2 separate regions of the Homo sapiens genome follow, and region 2 is linked to region 1. A link is a contact called in ENCODE Hi-C or POLR2A ChIA-PET data. All regions are on one chromosome and are shown on one strand. Each heading gives the region's core, a stretch centred on a gene start or an enhancer-like site at or near the end of the contact. The rest is flanking DNA. Distances are from core to core; before and after follow the strand shown. Region 1 overlaps TFEB (transcription factor EB). Region 2 overlaps FOXP4 (forkhead box P4).

The links. A loop is a pair of places that touch in the nucleus more often than their neighbours do. ChIA-PET counts read pairs that join two places held with the same protein, here RNA polymerase II (POLR2A). Pooled maps may share reads with other maps.
Region 2: a pooled map shows a loop between it and region 1 (3-fold over the local background). The contact joins two enhancer-like sites. A Hi-C loop is called at or near these places in 5 of 50 pooled maps. POLR2A ChIA-PET finds 5 or more read pairs at or near these places in 2 of 52 experiments (WTC11 and activated CD4-positive, alpha-beta T cell).

The regions. Positions count from the first base shown.
Region 1 is chr6:41,680,081-41,687,215 of GRCh38, forward strand. TFEB (transcription factor EB) reads right to left here. Exons shown (of 9, transcript NM_001271944.2): 7 at 7,014-7,089; 8 at 6,010-6,157; 9 at 3,898-4,998. The coding sequence ends at 4,519. Among named protein-coding and RNA genes, the nearest start is that of MDFI, 45 kb to the left of the region's middle. RefSeq lists enhancers at 2,175-3,001, 3,002-3,827, 3,362-3,441, 3,462-3,641 and a silencer at 3,451-3,745. Within about 2 kb of position 3,656, at least 24 of the 41 ENCODE cell types and tissues checked have a DNase peak (open chromatin) inside an H3K27ac peak, as active enhancers do.
Region 2 is chr6:41,557,350-41,564,484 of GRCh38, forward strand. All of the region lies in intron 1 of FOXP4 (forkhead box P4), which reads left to right. Among named protein-coding and RNA genes, the nearest start is that of FOXP4-AS1, 12 kb to the left of the region's middle. RefSeq lists enhancers at 2,672-3,614, 3,347-3,396, 4,557-5,499, 5,500-6,440. Within about 2 kb of position 3,187, at least 16 of the 41 ENCODE cell types and tissues checked have a DNase peak (open chromatin) inside an H3K27ac peak, as active enhancers do.

The sequences.
Region 1 (7,135 bases), core at 2,406-4,905:
GAAAAATCACCCTCTAATTGTAACCAGGTCCAAAAGCATTTGCAGCCCGTCCCTTTTACATTAATAATATCTTCCCAGACTCGGCTCTGGCTGCTTAAATATTGTATAAATTCCACTGCCCCCCTTGGAAAGAACAGAGCAAAGAAAAAAAAGATGAGGCTGGAGAAGTCTGAGAGGGGGATGGGGCCTGGGCCCCAAGAGGTAGGAGTTCCAGGAGGTGAGGGGGCAGGAGGTACACCCAGGTGCCTGGGAAGGGGCTCTCTGGCGGCTGCAGCTGAGCCAGGCAGCTTGAAAGACAGGGGAGGGGCATGGGCTTTGAGATGGAGCACGGGGCATGGGTTGAGAGCTTGAGTGTTGAACCTGAGGTTAGTTTTTAGGAGGCTATGTGTGTGTTTGTCTGGGGAGAAGGTGTGTAGCATGTATCAGACTCTCATCTAAGTTAATGGCGTCAAACAGTAAAGGAAGAATCTCTGCTTTAAAGGAACCATGGATAATGGAAACATGGCATTCCAAGCAGCACATTCCAAGGCCCTGCAACCCCCTCCCCGGCTGCCACTCCAACTCTAGCCTCCCAGGCCCTGTTCTACAGATGGTGGAGCCGGCCGCCCAGCAGATGCAGTTGGACATGCAGAACTTCCTAAGGCTGAAGAGGTAGGTACTAACGCAGGCCGAGCAGCTGATGGGGATAGACAGATGCAGGAACTGGAGCTGAAGACAGCAGGGTCAGGGGCTGGGGCTCTGTCTGCATCCTCCACCCTCACCACCTCTGCTACCCCAGCAGCCTGGCTCCTGCCGAGGGCCCCACAATGGATCCAAGGGAGCTACTGCTTCTCGTCCTCTTAGCTTTGACCTCTTTCTCTGCTTCCTCTCCCACTGTACGTGTCTGTTTGTTCTCTAAGCCTCCCTAAAATGAAGGGGCTGGACAGGCTCATCCCTCCTGTGTCCACACCAGCCAATGTCCTTACTCTGCCTTTTTATTTTTTAGAAACAGTGTCTTGCTGTATTGCCCAAGCTGGAATGCAATAGCATGATCATAGCTTACTGCAGCCTCAAACTTCTGGGCTCAAGCAGTCCTCCCATTTCAGCCTCCTGAGTAGCTAGGACCACATGTGTACACCACCATGCTTGGCTAATTAAAAAAAAAAAAAATAGAGTTAAGGGTCTTGCTATGTTGCCGAGGCTGGTTTTAAACTCCTGGCCTCAAGCAATCCTCCTGCCTCAGCCTCCTGAGTAGCTGGCATTACAAGTGCAAGCCACCACACCTGGCCCTACTCTGCCTTTTAAAAAAGAATTTCCAGGCTGGGCACGGTGGCTTACACCTGTAATCGCAGCACTTTGGGAGGCCAAGGAGGGCAGATCACCTGAGTGAGGTCAAGAGTTCAAGACCAGCCTGGCCAACATGATGAAACCCCATCTCTACTAAAAATACAAAATAATTAGCTGGGCGTGGTGGCAGGCACCTGTAATCCCAGCTACTCAGGAGGCTGAGGCAGGAGAATTGCTTGAACCTGGGAGGCGGAGGTTGCAGTGAGCTGAGATCATGCCATTGCACTCCAGCCTGGGCAGCAAGAGCAAAACTCCATCTCAAAAAAAAAAAAAGGCCGGGTGTGGTGGCTCACACCTATAATCCCAGCACTTTGGGAGGTTGAGGCTGGCAGATCAGCTGAGGTCAGGAGTTTGAGACCAGCCTGGCCAACATGGTGAAATCCCATCTCTACTAAAAATAAAAAATTAGCTGGGTGTGGTGGTGTGCGCCTGTAGTCCCAGCTACTCAGGAGGCTGAGGCAGGAGAATCGCTTGAACCCGGGAGGCAGAGGGTGCAGTGAGCCAAGATTGCGCTACTGCATTGTAGTCTGGGAGACAGAGTGAGACTTCATCTCAAAAAAAAAAAAAAAAAAAAAAAAGAATTTCCTCCATGGACCTGACACTTGGAAAGGTGTTGTCCACCAAATAAATATTGCTGAAGGATGCATTGCCCTCTTATTGAATCAGAGTCGTTCATAATCACCAGCCAGATTCCATTCCAGCCACAAAGTGAGGGTCCTTCAGGCTGGTCTCAGAAACAGGAACACTTTCTGGTGGCTTATTGAAATACCGGAAGTAGTTCCTGGGCCGGCCTCAGCCAAATCGGTAGGACTGCAGGACTCCCAGGCAGGATGGGAGCCACCCAGGCAGACAGCTTGGAATGTACAATGAAGCTGAGACTCCCCCACCCCCACCAGCCGCGGCGGGCAGCTGCCTAGTCCTGGCCCAGGGCACCCTCTTGTGGACAGAACCCCACTCACACCCTCTGTCCTGTCGAATATGCAGTCCATACTCCAATGCCAGAGGTAGTGGCCAGGCTGAAGGAGCCCAGGGGCAGGAAAGCAGCAGGCAGGTGGAGGCGGGGATATCAGTGATCTTTTTCTTTTTTTTTTTTTTTCCTTTTTAAAAATGTTTTAAATATTTATTTCTTTTTAGCAGACATCTGCTGGCAGGAAGGGCTATCCGTGATCTTGAAGGGCTGTGAGAGGAAGCAGGTGGGCAGCCCTCCACTCCACTAGGTCAATCCCCAGGGTGAAGTGGAAGAGCCAGTGGGGTCGGGAGAGACTTCTCAGGGGCCTGAAGGACCGGCCTTGGGACTTCCCGGAGCCTTCATCCCCCGGCCAAGGCAGGCCAAGCCTAGTTAATCAGGTGTCTCACAGAGTTCAGGGCTTGACCCAGACGGGGCTCAGAGGGGTTTCCAGGGCATGGGTAAGTCCCAGGTGGTGGGGTGGAACCTGGAACTAGGAGGAGGCGCCAGCGCCCCGGCTGGCTCAGGCTCCACAAGGTCATCCCCGGCTCCATCTGACCTTGAGATTAATCCTGCAGCCTGCGCCAGCCCGGCCACCATCAGCGCCCAGCCGCCCGGCCCATTTTCCTTCTCTCCCCTCGCACGCTAATTGCTCAACGTTGATTTGATCTCCCGTTCGGCACAGAGGAAATTGCCCTATTAGCCATTTTCATCCCGGGATTTTTTTTTTTTTTTAAATTAGGCCCCTTCAGCCTCTCAGGGCGATGACGGGGAGCCATTTTGGTCTCTGCCTGAAGCGGCCGTGGAGAGCAGAGGGGAACTGGATGAAGCCCGAAAAGCCCTCTCCCTGTTCCCGCCAGGCACCGGGGCTCGAGCAGCCGCCAGTCGAACCCTGACTGTCCCCAGCCCATGTCCCCCTCCTAGGCGAGGTCATAAACACCAACGTCTCCAAGCAGAGGCCCAAGGACTGCAGCTCGGAGGAAAGGCCGCGCCCAGGCCTCGCTGCCAGAGCCAGAGCGGGGCGGGGGGACCCGGGCCCATAACACCCCACGCGCCGTCCTGGACTCCCATCTCCTCCCTGTCTAGCTCACGGGGGTCCCTTTCCCCAGAGCCCTAGCAGGACGCAGCCCCTCAGTTACCGGGAAGCCCGTCTGGCAGACAGAGCGCGAGCGCCGCCTCCAGAGCGCCCAGCTACAGCTTCTCAAGCCGGGTGGCCGCCCACCTGGGGAGGTCACCCCCAGAACAGGGGTGGGACAGAAGAAGCATGCCCCCCACCCCGGGCCCAGGGTGCCCCAAATAAGCAGCTAAGGGCGGCGCACTTGGTTTGTGAGCAACCCTCTCGCCACATCAACTAGTCTCGCTCCGGCCGCCGCTGGAGGTGTGGAACCGGCGTGGCCGCAGCGCCACCTCGTGGCCGTGAGGAGGGACCGTGCCCCCCTCAGCACCCAAACCCCTCGTCTTCCCCGGGCAGGGCTGAGGCGTGTGACAAGCGTGTTCCCTCTTCCCTGTACCCCCCACCCCGACTCCCTTCAGGCAGCATCCGCACTCTGGAGGGGGCCCGCTGGGTTGAATCCTCCCGTTCGCTGTCAGCCCTAGACCCACTCCAAAGAGACAGGACCAGCAAGTACAAAGCACAGTGTTTACTAAAGGCACAAAGTGAGGGGTCGGAGGGCAGCTGCTCTTCCGGCAGTGACCCCTCCCGCTTCTGGCAGCCCCCGCGCTCACACCACCTGGTGGAGAGCTATTAGCACCAAAGTGGGGGGTGCCCACCTGTGGGAGAGCCGAGGACCAGGCTGCGGGGTGGACCTCCTGCCATCTGAGTCCCAAAAAGGCAGGCCTGAGCACCCCCAGGACCAGTTGCCTCAGATGAGGAGCTTCCCGAACCCCTCAAGCATGTCCTTCACTGGTAATGAGGGGCTCGGGCTCAGAAGACAGGGAATCTCCACCAGGCCCTCTTCTCACCTCTAGAACACCCTGCCCCTCCCTGCCCCGCGATTCCATCTCCGGGAGAGGGGCTGAAGGCCTCTTCCCACTGCGCCAGTCAAGAGGGCTGCCCTGGGGGTGCTTCTCCTGACCCCACAGGCTGCCAGACAGGCACTAAGTCCAAACAGGGGCCAACGGGGAGGAGGGAGGCAGGGCAGGTGGCTACTTCACACACAGTGCAGCCTGAAGGGTGGGAGGGAGGTGCCCCTGGCCCTCCCAGCCCCCAGGCCGGCCCCTGTTCCCTGGCACAGGGGCAGCCAGGGTCACAGCACATCGCCCTCCTCCATGCTGAAGCTGCTCCGGCGGCTGCTGGCCTTGGAGGCCTCGGGGGACATGGTGGACAGAAGTGGATCAGAGGCCAGCGGTAGCAGTGAGTCGTCCAGGAGCATGAGGTCCAGATCCTTCTTGGACAGGCTGGGGAATGGGGAGCCATGCCCCGGCGCCAGGGGTTCGGGGTAGCCCGGGGGACCCTCGTCCTCCCTGCCCCCAAAGCTCAGGCTGTGGCTGAAGTCCAGGTGATGGAATGGGGATGGTGGCTGGGTGGGCAGGGGCAGCGGGGCTTGCGGGGGCAGAGCTGGCAGTGGCTCAGGGTCAGGGACCTCAGCCCCCAGCATCAGGGCCTCCCCTGGGCCCTCTTCGCTAGGCAGCTCCTGCTTCACCACCTGCTGGGCCAGCTCAGCCATGTTCATGCCGGACGGGGAGGTGGTAGGGAGGCCGTGCACTCGAGCCTGCATCTCCAGCTCCTGCAGGGGAGCAGACAGAAGGCTGGGGAACACACCTATGGGCACCAGCCACCAGGACCCCTCCCCTGGGCCTCTATCACAGCACTTGCCCCTGCCCTACGGCACCCAAGACCCAAAGTGTTTCCGCTGGAAGAAAGCATAGGGTAGCTCTAGAGTCTAGACCAGTGTTTTTTCAGACTACAAGTCGTAACTCATTAGTGGGTTGTGAAGCCACCGTAGTGAGTCTTGACCAGCTTTCTATTTTTTTAATTGAAATTGACTTGTCTAGACTAGACTAGAATAGAAATTATTAGAATGCATTGCATCTATTAAGGACGAGGGGAGCGTTACTTCATGAAACTGATTTTTCACTTTGTGCCTGTGTGTGCTAGATTTTAATGTAAATTGTGTCATCTACCATAAGAAAGAGAAACAAGGTGCAGTCCAATTGCCCTTTGTGTAAAGGGCCAGCCTCAGGTCTAAAGAGGACAAGAGGCCCTCAACTCAGAGCCAGGACTAGAACTCTCAGTTCCAGCTGGTAGGGCTGACTCTGCCAAGCTCCTGGTTCTTTAGGTTGGCCCTGTGGAGATTCCTAGTGCCACCCACCAAATGATTCCAGCTCTCTACCTTCCAGGCACATGATAGGTTTGCATTTTCCTGCCTCTTGAGGTTAGAGTACTTGTAGAGTGTGCTTGCATTGGCCAAGCCCATTGAACAGAAGTGACATGTGGCACCTTAAGAGTGACAATGGCTTTAAGAGCCAGCTCTAGATGTGCCATCAGAGAGCTGGGTGCCAGCAGCGTGGGTGCCAGAATGAGGGTCTCACAGAACAGAACCTCCAGCTGATATGTGTTGCTTAAAGATGCTGAGGATTGTTTGTTACCAAAGCAAAACATCCTAACTGATACATCCTCCTTCCTAATGGGCATTATTCCTGTGTCTCCAACTTCAGAAGTACAAGTACTGCCCCTTAGGGCCAGGAGCCAGGTTAAGGGTCAGAGTTACCAAAGAAGTCCAAGTTCAGGACCAGACCTGGATACGGAGCCAGAGCTGCTTGTTGGTCATCTCCAGGCGGCGAGAGTGGTTCTCCAGCTCCCTGGACTTTTGCAGGTCCTTCTGCATCCTCCGGATGTAATCCACAGAGGCCTTGAGGATGGTGCCCTTGTTCCAGCGCACGTCCCTGCAGCAGCAGGCCAGGCAAATTAGAGGTGCATGCTCAGAAGAGTGGCCAAATCCTTGCTACTGCTCTGGTTGCAGAGCTTATGTGGCCTGTCCCAGTCTTACCCAGCAACCCCAGACCTGGAGGTGGAGGTGGCTGATCTCAGTTTGCACAGAATGGGCCCTCCTGGTGACTTCTGTTGCCACTGCCCACTTCATTAATCTCATGAAACCAGGCAATTCAGAGCAGCCTCCTTCCCAGACTACCAAGACTCCAGCCCAGCCTACCTTTCTTTTTTTTTTTTTTTTTTTTGAGATGGAGTCTCGTTCTGTTGCCCAGGCTGGAATGCAGTGCAGTAGCGAGATCTCGGCTCACTGCTACCTCCACCTCCTGAGTTCAATCAATTCTCCTGTCTCAGCCTCCCTAGTAGCTGGCACTGTAGGCACACACCACTGTGCCCAGCTAAGTTTTGTATTTTTAGTAGAGATGGGGTTTCGCCATGTTGGCCAGGCTGGTCTTGAACTCATGACCTCAAGTGATCTGCCTGCCTCAGCTTCCCACAGTGCTGGGATTATAGGCGTGAGCCCGGCCTCTTGTCTGCCAGCCCAATGGCCTTAAGAAAACTTTCTCAGCATGACTGCTCCTCCAAGAAGCCTCCCTTGACCTCAGCCTCACTTCCAGGACAGAAACTCATCTGTCTTGAGCTTTCCTGATTCTTTCCTGATTTGGGAGAGGGAGAGATCTTTTCTCAAATAGATGAACTTCTAGAAGGAATTCTCCTCCCATCCTAGTAACTAGCATGGGGCTGAGGGCAGATAATACTTGTCAGCTGCTGCCCACCCAGACCCATCACCCTCCCCCTCAGAAACCTGCTCACAGGTCATTGGCCTTGGGGATCAGCATTCCCAACTCCTTGATGCGGTCATTGATGTTGAACCTTCGTCTCCTTTCAACTAAAGGTAACAGATTCCAGAAGGAGCAATTAGAGGGATGGGGACC
Region 2 (7,135 bases), core at 1,937-4,436, 120 kb before region 1:
ATCAAGAACCTTAAAAATATGCAGTTCCACCTTCTAAACATGTATCCTATGCAACTAGTCAAAAATGTAGAGTATCCTGTTCCCATAGAGTATCCTGTTCCCATTTACTGCAGAGTCATAGTAAAACATAGCTAACAGCCTAGATGTCCAACTCTAGGGGATTGGCTCAATACATTCTGGAACATGCGGCCCATTCAAGCAACTGTGTGACCATTAGAAACTGTTGCTTAAAATATTTGACAGCATGTGGAAATGCTTATGATAGTAAGTGGTGAGTGGAAAAAGACGAAAATTGAAACCATGTATAGATTATGACCCAAATTTCACTTTTTAAATGTTTATATGCCAAAAGAGAGTGAGAATGGATTGACCAGAAAGGCTATATATCCCAAAGGGCTAGATCTCTGTAGGGTAGGATTATGAGTACTCTATTTTTTTTTCTTTTTTTCAAAATTTTCTACCAGGATGTCTCTTACTTTTAGGATTCAGAAATAAAGTTATTTGGAACTTGGGAGAGGACCTGGAACAGACAGCACAGGACGGCAGATTCACCTTACAAATCGAAGGCTTTGGTGGAGCCTTTCAGATAGGAATGTCTTTGCCCTGCCACTTGTACTGATCTCCTCCGAGCACCCAAGTGTTGTGCTAAGAAGCCTTGAATGGTCCCTAGAGTTGGGGTAGGCAGCTTCTAGGATGTCACAGTCATTGAGGGAGACTCCCAGGCCAGGAACTCAGGCAGAGATGGGGGTACAGAGGGAAGTCCAGCGTGCCAGCCTCTGACCCACACAATGAGGAGTGCCCAAGGAGGGCAGGGGCTTGGAGAGGGATTAAGCCTACTCTCGAACTCACAGAGCCCCATGTGTTTGGGGAGAGAAACTGCTGGCACGATCAGGGAGCCAAGCAGTGCGTGACTCACATCACCCACCTCTGGCTTCAGGACCTATTCTGGAGCTATAGCCACATTTTAACCCATGGGTCTTGACTCACTTTCTTCAAGTGCTGAACCAAGGGCTGGGAGAGGGGGGTGGGATCAATTTTTAAACCATAGCCCACTCAGGTGGGTTGTAGCAAGACTTTCTGGACTCCTGTAATTATAGTCACTACCCTTCTCTAAACATCTTCCTCATGCAGTGTGTCTTATTTGATACCACTGCAACCCTGGAAGGAAGGTGTACTGGCATTGGCCCCACATTACAGATAAGGAAACCAGGGCTCAGACTGGTGACCTCATTCCTCAATGTCACAAAGGTAGTAAGAGGCCAGGAAGGGTTAGCAGTTCATCTGGCAAATGAGTGGCTGGCTAAGTAAGCCAGAGGCCCAAAGTGGCCACTGCCCTGAAGCCCTCCCCTTACCTGGAGCCTGAAGCCAGAAGCCAGTGGGCCTCTGGGGCCAGGGCTGAATGGGGGAGGCTGGTCCCTGGGACTTTGGATTGGGAAGCATCCTGCAGTTACTTGTAGGGCCAGGGCTCGTTGCTCTGAAAAGCCCTCTGTTTTATATCTCTTGACACAAGTAAGATATAGCAGGATAGCTAGAAACAAACAAATAGAGAAAGAAGGAACTAGAAGACATCCTTGTGCTCTGGTATCCACATGTGTATCTTTTTATATAATCTAGAAATGTATGTATTTCAAAGGTTTTTCATTCTGGAAAAGTCTGAAACCGACGACCCTTCTTTTGTAAAATAAAGGCCTTTGCGTATGTTCTTTGCCCTGCATTCATTGTATACTTTGCCTGGCCAGTACCTACTCAGCCTTCATATCTAAGCATAAATGCCCTTTCCTGGCAAAAGGAGGCTTTCCCTGCCCCTCTCCACTTACCTTAGATCCCCATTTATTTCCTGTACTCACACTTGATAGAATGTATCTGACTTGGGCTTCTCCATTTACTTGTGTATTTAGTTAACATTTGTACACTCTTCATGGGAACATAAGCTTCACAAGAGCAAGCCTGTGTCCTGCTCTGCTGGAGTCTGCATACACAGAGCCTGGCACACTGTAGGTACTTAAACATTGGTCGCACCAATGAATGGATGAAGGGTCATTGCTGGTGAAACATGCTCCTGGCCAACCACTGGAGGAGAGAGAAGCATGACTTTGTTCATGGCTAAAGCCCCACTGGTTTTTAGGAAACTTGTTTTGAGGAAAAACAAGTGCCAGGTTTATCTAGAAAAAAAAGAGAAGGGGCTAGGACCTCCATTATTACCAGTCGCCCTTGCTGAGTCCTTTACCTGCAGCTCTCAGAGCATCTAAGGACACTGCTGCACTGCCTTGTTCAGTAGCGTCCACATTTCACTTTCCTTCAGGTAGATCCCCAGTGCTTAGCTTAATGGGGCCCTAAATACATGTTGAATGATTGAATGGCTTTTGCAGATATATCATCTAGTTTTGCCCAGCAGGAAACTCATAACTAAAGTTAGTGTTCATCATTGGAGCCCCATTGCCTGGGACAACCACCATCAGCATCACCTAGGAACTTCTTAGAAATACAGATTCCCAGGCCCACTCCAGACCTGTTGGGTTAGCAACTTCTGTTGGGGCCCAGTAATCTGTGTTTTAACAAACTCTCCAAGGTAACTTTGATGCACTCAGGTCTGCAACCCCCTGATTTAACGTTGTGGTCCGTCATTCTCATCTTCTACTCCGTGCTATTGTATTTTAAGAAATCTTACCTCTTATTGCAATCTGCTTCCTAATCTTTGTTGGAATTATAAATTATAAAAGAGATGGCTACATCTAGTCCAGTTCTCCCCATTATACAGAGAAGAAAAGAGGAGAATCAACTTGCTCCAAGTCACTCTAGTAGGCCAGGTGCAGTGTCTCAGGCCAGTAATCCCAGCACTTTGGGAGACTGAGGAGGGAGGATCACTTGAGCCCAGGAGTTGGAAACCAGCCTGGGCAACAAAGTGAGACTCTCCCCCGCACCACCACCACTCTGAAAAAAACAAGTCATTCAGTAGTAAATTGGTGTTAGCGCTGGGGCTAGACACCAACTTACAGGGTCAGGCTGTCAGCTGGGCCACGTCCTGCTGTCTCCCAGACTATATTATAGGTTTCTGGAGAACTGGAAACGATATCTTATTTAAATTCCAACCGCCACCATTGCTCTGGGTACGGGCTACCTGTGGTCGTTCCCCACCCGTGTCTCCCTTAAGAACTGGGGCCTCATCTCCACTCCAGCTGCGCGTGCACGTGTGCTCCCGGCAGGACGCGCGCCCAGGAGCGCGCTGGGGGCTGCCCCGCCCCTCTCTCCCTCCCCCGCGGGTAAACTCCGGGCATCCATCAGTCTGTTAATTGCACTAATTAGAGATCGCAGAGGTGTTAATTGGAAAACCCTGGTATTGTGCCTGTTTGGGGGAAGAAAACGTCAATAAAAATTAATTGATGAGTTGGCAGGGCGGGCGGTGCGGGTTCGCGGCGAGGCGCAGGGTGTCATGGCAAATGTTACGGCTCAGATTAAGCGATTGTTAATTAAAAAGCGACGGTAATTAATACTCGCTACGCCATATGGGCCCGTGAAAAGGCACAAAAGGTTTCTCCGCATGTGGGGTTCCCCTTCTCTTTTCTCCTTCCACAAAAGCACCCCAGCCCGTGGGTCCCCCCTTTGGCCCCAAGGTAGGTGGAACTCGTCACTTCCGGCCAGGGAGGGGATGGGGCGGTCTCCGGCGAGTTCCAAGGGCGTCCCTCGTTGCGCACTCGCCCGCCCAGGTTCTTTGAAGAGCCAGGAGCCTCCGGGGAAGTGGGAGCCCCCAGCGGCCCGCAGACTGCCTCAGAGCGGAAGAGGCAGCCGCGGCTTTGACCCAGCTTCCTTCCGACGGCATCTGCAGGAGCCTCTAGGCCTGACATAGGCTCCGAGGTGCCCTGGCTCCCCCACGGGGAATGCTGAGGGTTGGGCCACTAGGTCCTGCCTAAGTGCAGGACCTGAGCCTCAGACAAATCCTGGACCTGCCAAAATAACTCGGCCTCCGGTGCTATCTCCCATTTGCCCCCAACATGTGGTAGGAGAGGCATATGGAAAGTCTGGGGTGGGGGATAAGAGCCCAGTATTAGCGAACCTTAGACCCCTGGCCAATCCCTACCTTATTGTATGGAGGCAGAAAGAGCACCCCAGTGACTTGCCCAAGGTCACACAGCTGAGCCTAGAAACCAGATGGTCTAATTCTCAGAGCCTCTGCCTTCCTGTTCCGCAGGTGTTCAGCTGCTCCTTGCTGAGGACCTTGGTGGCTGGGGGAGGAGCATGGATTGGGAAGATAGGGGTGTGTAGAGAAGAAAGGAGGACCTCTTGGAGCTTGCCCCTCATTACCAGAGGAAGCAGCTCAGATCTACACTGGGTGGAGTCCACTGTGAAAGGGACCCGGCTGTGACTCCAGCAGACCGACCATCAGTGCCTACCAGTATTCACTTAAGTACTGTGGTTTCATGTCCACATGCCAGACTGAGAGTGAGAAGAGACCTTCAGGACCACCTATTTGTATAGAGACAGGGAAGTAGAGGCTCAGAGAAAAGGGAAGGCAGAGGATTCACAATGGTGTGTGGCTGAGCCCAGGCCCCTGCCTGCTCCCCTAGCCAGGGTTCAGGCTCCTGTGGACACTGACTTCTCCTCCATACCCCACACCCTTGTAGTTACAGGGGACTGATAATCAAGGCCTCCCGCCAGCACCCTTCCCCATCCTGTCTTTAGCTGACTGGGTCCCAGGCACCCAGAGCCTGCTCACCCACAGTGCAGGGAGCACACCGGTGCTGTCGCGGCGCCCTGTGGAGAGGTGGGCAGGAGACATGAGGCTGCTGGTGTGCTCATCCTTGGCGGGCAGGTATCCCAGGGCAGAGGTGAGAATTCAGAAAGCACTTCGGAGTGCCTGTCATGCAGGTTTGGGGGGTATGTTGTTAGGTGGGCGGGAGCATGGAAGGAGGTGTATGGGTGTGTGTCAGTGGGGTAAAGACCCTGGAGGGGGCAGAGCATGCCACATGGGAATTAATGCCATTCACACACCCTGCGGAAATGACTTTTCAAATGCATATAATCTCAAGCATGCAAATGAGAGGCTTGCTTCACCCTGTTTAATATGAATGATCGGCCCCTGAATAGCTATTATTATACACCACATTGCAGCAATTATGTTGTTCACTGGGTGTTACTCTGTATGCCCCCCCCATAAAAAGAAAAGAAAGGAGCACCTCTGTCTGCATCCTCCTCCTTCCTTCTTTCTCTTTTTCCAAACTTACTGTCTGATCTGCAACTTTATGATACTCCTTGAGTGTTGGAAGGGGGCCACTCTCCCTAACCCCAGGGAAGTAACTGCCAGATTCTCTTTCCTTTCTCCTTTGCATGCATACACCCCTGAGGCTCTGGTCTTTGTCCCTTGGGGCCCAGGAGTTCTCAGATCTCAGAGAAGCTAGACTTGGAATCAGAGCAGGCAGCTGCTTTCCACCACCAGCAGAGCCAGGGTTGGGGGAGAGGCCCCCCTCCCTCCTGTCTCCCCATCCCCCTCATGTAACTGAGGCCCAGGCCCAAGTGGGGGAAGGTGCTGCTGGCTGGGTGGTTTCAGGGGAGGGTGATGGAGCCCTGTGCTGTGGCAAGTGGAGGATGGTGCCCACCCCATCCATCATTTCACCGCCACTAGCCCTCAGGCTGACATGGCCATTAAGGCCTGAGACCGAGTGCTCAATCTCTTCCGAACCATCACTCCCATCCTGCCCTTACTCCAGCCCAGCTCCTCTCAGAACTTAGGAGTGGAGCAGTGGCTGGGTTGGGGGAAGAGCAAGCCCTTGGGAACATACAGAGAAATTCACAAATACAGGGCACCCAGGAGGCCACTCAGACTTACTGGGACAGTGACACCCAGAGTCACAGATGAAGAGGGGCCACAGGAACAGGGATGTGGCTTCTGTGGACCCCTTGCTGTTCTCTATCTCCTCCCGACTCTGCTTCCAGCCAGGATGAAAGCTGAGCAAATGGCTTGGTAGAGTGAGGGAGAAGAGTTCTTCTGGAGTGAAAGGAGAGAATTTGGGAGTGGGAGGGAAATGCTTTGGGGAGCTGCTGCCTTGGGGAAGGAACTAGAGAAATCACAGTCCAGTCTCTTTCCGCAGTTTCTCATTGTTACCTACAAGGCCCTCATCTGTCAGTCGGGTCAGGGAGACCGTGTGGTTATAGGGTGTGCCTAGGCCAAAAGAGATCGAATTGGGAGGAAAGAAACTGGCTGGCTTCCACGGGCCTTGCTAAATGCTCATGTGGCTTCTATCCCTCGATGATCTCTGTGCAATCTGGGCCAAGTCCTTGACCTCTTTGGGTCTCAATGTCCTCACCCTTACAATTATGGTGGGTGGAGAAGGCGCTGATCAATATTGGGGGCTTGCTCTGTCAGGTGCCATGTGCATGTTTATTTTCTCCTCAAAAGACTTGGAGGCTGGGATGAAATATACTTGGCTCTCTTTATCCGCAGGTTCCACATCCGTGGATTCAATCCACCACAGATGGAAAATACTGTACAGTATTTGCAGTGTGCAGGACCCACAGATAGGGAGGGCCAACTTTTGTATCCATAGGTCCTGCAGGACAAACTGGGAGGCTTGAGCATCTGGAAATTATGGTATCCACAGGGATCCTGGAACCAATCCCCCATAGGTGCCAAGAAACATTGTCCTACCACAGACAAGGAATCTGAGGGTTGGGGAGTTTAAGATGGATCAAAAATCAGTAGTGGATGCCAACCATGGTCTGACCTGTTTGACTGAAATCCATGTTCCTCTCAAGGGACTGTGACTCGGGGGTAGTTGGGGAGCCCCCAGAATTTTAGAACAGCTTTTCATACTAAAGATATTGGAACCTTGTCAGGTGCAGTGGTTCATGCCTATAATCCCAGCACTTTCGGAGGCCGAGGCAAGTGGATCAGTTGAGGCCAGGAGTTCGAGACCAGCCTGGCTAACATCTCTACTAATGGTGTTGCGTGCCTGTAGTACCAGCTACTTGGGAGGCTGAGACAGGATAATTGCTTGAACCCGGGAGACGGAGGTTGCAGGGAGCCGAGATTGTGCCACTGCACTCTGGCCTGGGTGACAGAGCGAGACTCTGTCTCAAAAAGATAAAATGAATAAATTAATTAAATTAAATTTTAAAAGCTATTGGAACCTCTATGAGTTAT